Regions from separate parts of the Homo sapiens genome. Here region 1 is linked to region 2. The links are chromatin contacts, found by Hi-C in ENCODE. All regions are on one chromosome and are shown on one strand. The core of a region is the stretch at or near the end of the contact, and the rest is flanking DNA. Distances in the headings are between cores, read along the strand shown. Region 1 holds the start of FHIP2A (FHF complex subunit HOOK interacting protein 2A). Region 2 holds the start of PDCD4-AS1 (PDCD4 antisense RNA 1).

The links. A loop is a pair of places that touch in the nucleus more often than their neighbours do. Pooled maps may share reads with other maps.
Region 1: a loop to region 2 is called in a map with no recorded cell type, with 8 times the contacts of the local background. The contact joins the promoter of FHIP2A here to the promoter of PDCD4-AS1 in region 2. A Hi-C loop is called at or near these places in 3 of 37 single-sample maps with no recorded cell type and 6 of 50 pooled maps.

The regions. Positions count from the first base shown.
Region 1 is chr10:114,820,464-114,825,213 of GRCh38, reverse strand. FHIP2A (FHF complex subunit HOOK interacting protein 2A) reads right to left here and starts at 3,434. Exons shown (of 17, transcript NM_020940.4): 1 at 3,091-3,434. The coding sequence starts at 3,135. It overlaps LOC124902508 (translation initiation factor IF-2-like), which reads left to right and starts at 2,266. Exons shown (of 2, transcript XM_047426127.1): 1 at 2,266-3,941. The coding sequence starts at 3,113. The coding sequence ends at 3,718. RefSeq lists silencers at 2,736-2,955, 3,016-3,365, 3,376-3,685 and an enhancer at 2,530-3,030.
Region 2 is chr10:110,867,199-110,872,153 of GRCh38, reverse strand. It overlaps PDCD4-AS1 (PDCD4 antisense RNA 1), which reads left to right and starts at 1,250. Exons shown (of 1, transcript NR_026932.1): 1 at 1,250-3,264. PDCD4 (programmed cell death 4) reads right to left here and starts at 226. Exons shown (of 12, transcript NM_014456.5): 1 at 136-226. RefSeq lists silencers at 1-33, 64-113, 4,366-4,435 and enhancers at 1,118-1,728, 4,556-4,605.

The sequences.
Region 1 (4,750 bases), core at 2,185-4,684, 4.0 Mb before region 2:
AGGCCCAGTGTCTACAAAAAATTTTTTTAAAAATTGAGTGTGGTGGTGCTGGCCTATAGTCTCAGCTACTCAGGAGGCTGAGGCAGGAGAATCGTTTGAGCCCTGGAGGTTGAGGCTGCAGTGAGCCATGATCATGTCACTGCACTCTAGCCTGGGTGACAGAGACCCTGTCTCGAAAAATAAGTAAATAGTTAATTAAAAATTAAAAACCCATTTGAAGGCTTATCAATTAAATAAGGAAACCTGGAAAGTAATCATACCAAAATGGTTGGAAAAGCATTACTCCACAGACTGATCCAACAAAATAATGAAAAAAGCTCATGTCAGCATCCAGGTATTTTCTGTCTCTGTATAATCCTGATAACTATGTTAATTGGAATACTGCATCAGGAAATGCTAATTGGACGTACACATGAACAGGAACACACAGAAGAGCTAATGAAATGAACTGAGGAATGGTAAGATTGGTTCATAGAGGAAAATATCAAGCAAATTAATAAACAGAACTGAATAACTGGAAACTAACCTTGGGCTACGAAAAAACTATCCAAATACACAAGGATGGCTTATTCATCATTGCACATGAGTTCATTCCCAAGAGAGAATGTTAAAAGGGGGGAAAAAAAGGTTAGTATAGAACATCAAACATTTTTCATGAGATTTAACCTCCTATCAAGATAAGATGGGTGGTGCCACAAATGAAAACATTAGGTCTAAGCAAATGAAAACATTACACTTCTAAATGCAATGCATTAATTTCAGGACTAGGTGAACACAAGCCACTCTAACTTTTTCTCACTAACCTCAGCAAAGTAGGCTAAGGATATTACAGAGCAGGAGCCAGATAATTTGGCAGATGCTAATATATACAATTATAAAAAGATAACGAGGACAAGAAAACACAGGCCTCCGGATAAAAATGAGCCTTTACTAGGAGAGCAGGAAAGCCGTCTTTCTTTTTCTAAGTACTTATTTCTGTAAATACTAGCCTGATGGGTAAAGGATATAAATATAGTTGGTATCTGTAGGGGACTAGTTCCAGGACATCTCTTCCTACCCCTAAGATCTGAGGATGTTCAAGTCCCTGTTATAAAATGGCATATTTTCATATAACCTATGCATACCTGTATTCTTTAAATCATCTCTAGATTGCTTCTAATACCTAATACAATGCCTACACATCACTTCATTCACATGGATTCAAGGCAGTACTTGAATATGGCAAATTCAAGTTTTGCTTTTTGGAACTCTGCAGAATTTTTTTCCCCCTCAAATATTTTTTTACTTGAGTTTGGTTAAATCACAGGTGCAGAGCCTACGGATAAGACAGCTGACTGCAATATAGTAAATTTTGATTACCAAGTATCTCATTAAGTGTTCCCAAGTATTTCATATATTCAAGGTTAAAATGATTCGGGCCGGGTGTGGTGGCTCACACCTGTAATCCCAGCACTTTGGGAGGCCAAGGCGGGCGATCACTTGAGGTCAGGAGTTCGAGAGCAGCCTGGCTAACATGGTGAAACCCCATCTCTACTAAAAAAAAAAAAAAAAATTAGCCGTGTGTGGTGGCGGGTGCCTGTAATCCCAGCTACTAGGGAGGCTGAGGCAGGAGAATCGCTTGAATCCGGGAGGCGGAGGTTGCAGTGACCTGAGATCACACCCCTGCACTCCAACCTGGGTGACAGAATGAGATTCGGTCTCAAAAAATAAATAAATAAATAAATAAATAAAATTAAATGATTCTTGGTATTTTTAAAGAAAACAAAATTTAAATGTTTTAATAAACTGCAGTTAAATTCTTTCAACAAAAGTAGAGTGTGTATAAGCAAGTAAAAACTAAAAGTTGTCTTGAAGTCTACCACTGTCATTTCCCTCCGTGTAATACTGCTCTACATTTATGAAACCCTGTTTTTCCTGTTTGATACATTTTCCCAAGAGCTTGCCCTAGAGCTAAATTTTTTAACGCTTCTCATGTATCACTTAAATAACAATTGTACTAAAGTTTGTTTTTATTACTGAAGGCAAAAACTCCATTTTTGCCTGCCCATAAAAAATCATTGTTGTATCTGACATTTTTAAAGTGTACATTTTAAAGTGTCCTATCACATAATATGAACATAGGAAGAGAATGTCATGTTAAAAATTAGCAAAGTAATTGTTTCTGCACAGAATGCATTTTTCAATTTGGGCAGTTCTCCCAGAATAAAGTAAACAAGTGAAGCAACTAGCATTCTTACTAGAACAGTGACAAGGCATTTTCTTTTTAGTTTCTTTTCACTTATTAGTCTACTAGGATACTTGAATACTGTCTCTATGCTGGTGTCTAAAACCCTCAAAGGAGAGTACAATTGCAGGATAAACGAAGAGTGTCCAGGAAGAGAACTAGACAAGAAAGGAAACAGATGGTCTCTGGGCTCGGTGAGCTTGGAAGCTGTCGAAAGCAAACTCGACTGGACCCTCCAAACTCCTATTTCAGATCAATACATAAGGTTCAGCTGAGTTCGGCCTCCAGGCCCAAGAAAGCAAAAGCCAGCAACCCGGGGGCTGGTCGGCGGCTCCCTCGCCAGGGACGCCCCACAGCGAGACCATGCCTCTCCCACCTCTACCCCCGAAAACCAAAACAAAACAGAACCAAGCCCAAGCGGTGCTTGCTCGTTTCTTTTGTCTTGCTCAACGCTGACCACTTTTTTTCCGGAGAAGGTTAACGTTAAGGGAGCCCGGGGGAGCTCTCTGCGACCCCGCCAGGTGCTCCCCGAACCCCCGGCCCCATCAGAGGAATGAGGCGACCACCGAGCGGCGTTGGGCGGCCAGGTCCTCCCCGGCACCCCCGCCCCGGCTCCTGGAGGAGGGCAGGGACTGCCGGCCTGGGGCAGCCAGGGACCGACGGGACCCCCGCAGAGCCAGGCCCGAGGCCCCGGGCGCCCCCACGACCCGGCGGCCGCCCAGGGCGCCCGCCTGGGGCCTCACCCCAACCGGGGACAGGGCCGCCGAGGGCCGGGCCAAGGCCGCCCGGCTTGTCCCCGAGGCCGCCGGGGAGCGTAGGCCGCCGCCATCCCCGGCCTGCCGTGCGCCCGCAGCCCGCGGCCTTACCGCCTCCACGGCGTGCTGCAGGATGGAGGTGAACTTGGAGAACATCCTGTCCCGGGACTGCAGCAGCCTCTCCCGGGACGACCTGGAGAGCTCCTCGATCCGCCGCCGCCGCCCCTGCTGCGGCTGCCGGGGCCGCTCCAGAGTGAAGGCCGGTGCGGGGCGGGGAGGACGAGCTGAGGATCGAGGCAGGGCCTGGCCCGGCCGCTTCAGGTGTGCGCGGGCGGCTCGGCGGCTCCGGAGGGCGCCGGGACGCGGCGGGCGGCGAGGAGGGCGTTCGGCGAGGACTCGGGGCCCGGAGAAGCTCCGGCGGCGGCACCGGTTGGGACACGGTGGCAGCCCGGCTCGGGTTCCTTCCCCCCGCTCTGCCCGCCGCGGCCTGCAGGGGGCGCCGCCGCAGCCCGGGGAGGCCCGGCCAGGCCTGCCCTGCGGCGGGGCCGCTAGGCGCCGCGGGGGCGGGGGGCGCGCTGAGGCCTCGGCCTCGCGCGGGGCTGGAGGCGGCCTGTGGGCAGCCACCGCCCTCTCCCGGCTTTCTCAGGGCGCCTGGGACACCGGCTTTCTAACATTTTTACAGCTCAGCGATTCTCAAGAGTTTTGTTTCTCCAGTGGAAGTAACAGGCTGACTTTGTAGGGACACGCAGCCGTCCATATATGCGTATAGCATTCAGAGGTTCTTCCTGTAAGGACCGATTTGGAAGACTCGTTAAGAAAACAGTGTTCTTTAAGCAAACATTGGCAATGGATTTAAATGCTCAGATTTTGAAGAAATCAACGACTGCAGGTGAAATGGCTTTGCTAACTTTAAAATATATTATTATTCAACATTGAAACAGGAAATCCCACATGAGCACATGGTAAGACGGCTGGCTTAGTTTAAATAGCCCATTATAATATTTATATATAATATATAACATAATTTATTTGTGATATGGTTGATAGTGAGGTGTAGTGATTCAGAACAGCATTTTCTATTCAGTTATCAGATGATACCGGAAAACATTAGCGAGGGAAAGAATCTGAAAGGAGTCCAGTAAATGCCTAAGGCAGATAAATAGAGCTACAAGGTAAGCACTTGGGTGGAGGCTGCTTAAAATACTCCCTAACAGTGTATTAGTCAAGCCTTGAAGAAGCAGTTCAGGCTGGTAAAGTTTAGGTTGAGTTAATACAAATTATGAAAATATTTGTATCCTGAAGAAATTTGTTTTATGCTGGTATTGGCGTTTTACCAAAAGGTTCATTAAGTTCTTAAGATGAGGTGGGGAGTGAGTTTTGCACAACCAGTGCTGAAAATACGTATCTGGCCCAGGCGCGGTGGCTCACGCCTGTAATCTCAGCACTCTGGGAGGCAAAGGCGGGAGGATCACTTGAGGCCAGGAGTTCGAGACCAGCCTGGCCAACATGGTGAAACTCCGTCTCTATTAAAAATACAAAAAAAAAAAAAAAAAAAAAATTAGCCGAACGTGGTGGTGTAATGGGATTACATGCTTGTAATCCCAGCTACTTGGGAGGCTGAGGCAGGAGAATCCTTGAACTCGGGAGGCGGAAGTTGCAGTGAGCCAAGGTTGCGCCATTGCGCTCCAGCCTGGACAACAAGAGCAAAACTCCATCTCAAAAAAAAAAAAAAAAATACACACACACACACACACACACACACACACACACA
Region 2 (4,955 bases), core at 1-2,500:
AGGCCCGGACCTGACAGGACCGCGACCCCCACGCCTCCGCCCCCGCCCCCTCCCATCTTGCGGCTGCCTCCGAGGAGGGATGGGGGAGAGGGCGCAGTCTTCCCGAGCGTGTGAGCCGCGCCTACTGGTACTGACCCCTCGGGCCCCCGCCGCTGCTCGCCCAGGTTCCTGGTCAGCCGGCCCCGACCCCGCTCTTCTGTCTCTGCCGCCGCCTCGGAGAGTCTCTGGCCCTTCTCGCTCTGTTTGTTTTTGTTTTCTTCTACCCAGTAACACGGGGGCGAGAGGGCGGCGCTTATTGGCCGAGGCCGGGTGGTCGGCTGGCCAATCGTGGCGGCGGAGCCGGAGCTGAGGAGGAAAAGGGAGAGGAGTGAAACGTGGAAAGTTGGGGAGGGGCGCGGGAGGGCGCATGCGCATGTGGCTCCTGGGACTGGCTGGAGCGGGAGTTGAGCGGGAAGTCGGGGTGGGGGTATGTTGGGAGGCGTGGCGGGATGGGAGCGTTGGGAAAAGGGCAGTGCTGGGGGATGGGGACGAGGATGAAGCTTCCTCGACCCAGCTCACCCATTCTCCTCACAGGGCGTTCTGCAAACTCGGCTGAAGCAAAGGTTTTGAGCTTCCTGATGGTCCCTGCCTCCATTTCTAGAAACTGCTTAGGCGAACACTCCAAGTGATCAGCCTGTCCGATTCCTCCTCCCTCTGGCCGCTGCTTTCTCTGTGGCTTCCAGTTTCTGGAGATCCCATGCTAAGAAGTTTCTCTCAGCGAATCCCCTCAAACCTTTGAGATGGAAATAATTCCCATTTCACAGATATAAAGCAGGCTCCAAAACTCTTTGAAGTTCCTTTGCTAATCATGACTAGCCAAGCCTCTGGCGTTCAAACGCACAAATTCCGGCCTCCAGTGCTGGGGTTCTCAGCCATGGCTACAATTTCTGTATTGAAACTTCCACCTCCCCTCGCTGTTCTCTGTGACTTTTCCTCTTGGCTGCATTGGTTTTGGCTGGTACTATCCTTACTCTTTCAAGGTCACGGTCCCCTGAGGGTGATAACCAGAACCTTAGGCTTCCTTTGTGTTCCCAGGCGGGGACTTAGCCACTGCCTCTGATCAGATTTTTCAGTTGTCTGATGGGCAGCACCGAATGATTGCTTGTGCTCTCCAGAACCCAACTGCCTCATCCCGCACAGGCCAGCGCTTTCCCTTGGCTGCCCAGTCACCCTGCCTGGGAATCATCTCTAATGCTACTATTTCTCTGCACACACACGCACACACACACACACAAACCTTCACTGGCTTCCCATTGCCTCTCTTGAGTGTCAGCGCCTCGGTCGGTCATTCAAGGCTCCGTGATGTGACTTCAAGACTTTCAGGCTGTGTCTCCACACATCTCCCCATATGCTTCCTCACCCCCTGGTAGTTCTTTATATATCACCTTGAAATGTCTCTCTTCTCATCTCCTATCTCCGCCTGATGCAATCCTTCTGTGCCTCATGGCCCTTCCTGGTAGTTTTTTATTTTGTTGTTGTTGTTGTTTTATTTAATTGAGGCAGGGGCTTGCCCTTTAGCCCAGGAGAATGCAGTGGCATGATCACAGCTCACTGCTGCCTCGACCTCCGTCAGCCTCCCTAGCTCAACGATCCTCTCACCTCAGCCTCCTGAGTAACTGGGACTACAGGCACAGCTCACTATGCCCAGCTAATTTTTGTATTTTCTGTACACACAGGGTTTCATCATGTTGTCCAGGCTGGTCTTGAACTCCTGGGCTCAAGCAATCAGCCCACCTCTGCCTCCCAAAGCGTTGAGATTACAAGCGTGAGCCACCATTCCTGGACCCTCGTAGTTTTTCTGGAGCCTCGTGATTTGATATGATCTTCCTGCCGCTGATTCCTCACAGTGTTGGCTTGCCACACCTCCAGGGGCACTGATCACATTCTACCTGGCATTATTTCATCTGAGTCCCTGTCCTAGCCCTTCTGCCCATTAGACTGTAACCTTGTTTAGGGAAAGACCTGTGTCTTACTCATCTGTGATTTTGTTGTTGTTGTTGTTTTGAGACAGGGTCTTGCCCTGTTGCCCAGGCTGGAGAGCAGTGGTGCAATCTTGGCTCACTGCAGCCTCAACCTGTTGGGGTCAAGCCATCCTCCCACCTCAGCTTTCCAAGTAGCTGAGACTACAGGCCTGTGCCACCACACCCAGCTAGTTTTTTGTATTTTTAGTAGAGATGGGGTTTTGCCATGTTGCCCAGGCTTCTCTTGAACTCCTGAGCTCAAGGGATCTGCCTGCCTCGGCCTCCCAAAGTGCTGGGATTACAGGCGTGAGCCACTGTGCCTGACCCACTCACCTGTCATTGTAGTACTTAAGATGCCTTGTTCATTTATTGTGCCTGTGCAATAAATACACCTTGATTTGAGTTTACAAAGATTCTCAGCAGTTGGTGGTCATCCTCATCTCCTGGGCGGGGGCCTCCTGGTGTGGCCAGTATCTGAATTAGTCTCATAACTCATGTTCACTTTTTAAAATCGGAGCTTCCCAGACCTCAGTTTTGTTTTGTTATTTTCCATTATCTGCAGCTGTCTCCTTTCCCCTCTCTCACCTATACTCTACTGATCAGTGACTGCTGGCTCCTTTGTTACCCATCCTTCTCTTTCTCCACATTTTTTCTCTTCTCATCCCTTTCAGTTCTGGACTGTTTCCTTCTTCCTCCCTGTCTTTCATTTAGTCATTCATTGAATGTACTTACTAAGCACATATAGCATAATCAGGCTGTGTTGGGTAGGCATCCCGAGTTCTATGAGATAAAGAAAGAATGGGATATGATTACCAATTTTAAGAAGCATCTAAAACAACCTGTTATGTTTTAGCAAATTGCCCCCAAAGGACCCATTAGGGAGGAAAACGTTCATGTCCTTTTTGCGTATCATCTCAAGCAGTACCCATGATGGCTGGGATCCCAGAACCCACCTTTGAGAATGCTGCCGTATTTGCGTGTGGTTGACAAGGTTGGGCCAGACACTCAGGAAATAGGGTTGTCGTCCTACCTCCCCCACTAACTTCCTGTAAGAACTTCAGCCCCTCTCAGGACCTTTTTCTTTACCAATAAAATTCAGAAATTGGGCTCAATCAGTAATTCCCAAGTTATTTTCCAAAGAACATGAATTTTGTGGAACTTTAATAGATATCATGCAAAAAAAAATGTGGGAGGGATTGTTCCATGGTCAAATGGTCTTGGAAATAACTCGTTTAAACAAAAATAAAACTGTTTCTTTACCCACAACTCTTCTCAGTGGTTTTTTGTTTGTTTGTTTGTTTTTTGAGATGAAGTTTTGCTCTTGTCGCCCAGTTTGGAGTGTAATGGCACTATTTTGACTCACTGCAACCTGTGCCTCCTGGATTCAAGTGATTCTCCTGCCTCAGCCTCCCCAGTAACTGGGATTATAGGCGCCTGCCACCACGCCTGGCTAATATTTATATTTGTAGTAGAGTTGAGGTTTCACCATGTTGGCCAGGCTGGTCTCGAACCCCTGATCTCAAGTGATCTGCCCTCCTCGGCCTCCCAAAGTGCTGGGGTTACAGGCATGAGCCACCGTGCCCAGCCTTCTCAGTGTTTTTAATAAGCTATGTGCCTTTAGTGTCTTGGGAGACCAAGGTAGGAAGATTAGTAATGTTTCCTACCTTGTTTAAACACAGAACCTTTTTTTCTCAAGATACCCCAGAAGCAGTGTTATTTAGAAACCAACTTGGGAAATATAGATGACAGCCACTGTCACCAACATTCCTTCCAGCTGTGTTGAACACTTAGTCACCTGTGCCTTTGCAGCTGAACATTTAACAAAAAAAATTTTTTTAAGAATAAGCTGAAAATGGAGAAGTATCCAAGTGCCAAGAATTTTTGCCTACCAAATCAATCCACAAATATTTTAGTGTGTGCCTGTTCTATGAAAAGCACAGTTGATTCAGCTGTGTTCTTGGTAAAAGGCATTATACTACTTTAGGGTAGGTAATATCTGAAGCCTAGGGCTGCCCGGGCTTCTGGGCCACAATGTATGTTTTCATTTCACGTTGTAATTGTCACAAACTAGGTTTCTGTTACCTGAATCCCTGTGCCTATGGGCTTATGTTAATTTAGCTATTAGATGACAGAAAAGGAGAGAGGCCTTCCCCTTAACTCACTCTATACAGAATAATGGAATTGCAACTTCCATTTCCCTTAAGAAAGATTCATTCCAAGAGCTTAGGAGAGGAAGGGAGATCACAGTTGCCCAGAACAAGACAGCTGCTCAGAGGTGGCAACAGAAACTCTGTGCTTTGTGAGTAGATAAACGTTACATACTTCATCTTCCCCGTACTCCTCAGGCTTAAGCAGTATTGAGATACTTGGAGGGGCGCAAAGAGTGTTTGGTTTTGTCAGGGGAGAGGGTGGGAGATAGTTCCTATTTTTCGCCTCTTAAGACAAGGTAGTGACCCTGTCCCTAACTAGCTGTGTTGCTTTGGGTGTTTCACTTCCTCTCCCTGAGTGAATTGAATGCTTCAATTTTCTGTGCTGTAAAAGAAGGAGGTGCCCATTGCAGGGAGTCCATAAGCAGCCATTCAGTTCTAACACCCTGGGATGCTGAGCAAGGTACTGAGTTGGTACCATGGGAGTCCTGGGAATGGAGAACAAGAGATAAGAAAGTTTGCTGGCCGGGTGTGGTAGCTCATGCCTGTAATCCCAGCACTTTAGGAGGCCAAGGTGGGCGGATCACTTGAGGCCAGGAGTTTGAGACCAGCCTGACCAACATGGTGAAACCCCATCTCTACTAAAAATACAAAAAAATTAGCTGGGCGTGGTGGTGCATGCCTGTAGTCCCAGCTATTCAGGAGACTGAGGCAGGAGAATCTCTTGAACCTAGGAGGCGAAGGTTGCAGTGAGCTGAGATCCCGCCACTGCACTCCAGCCTGGGTGACAGAGACAGACTCCACCTCA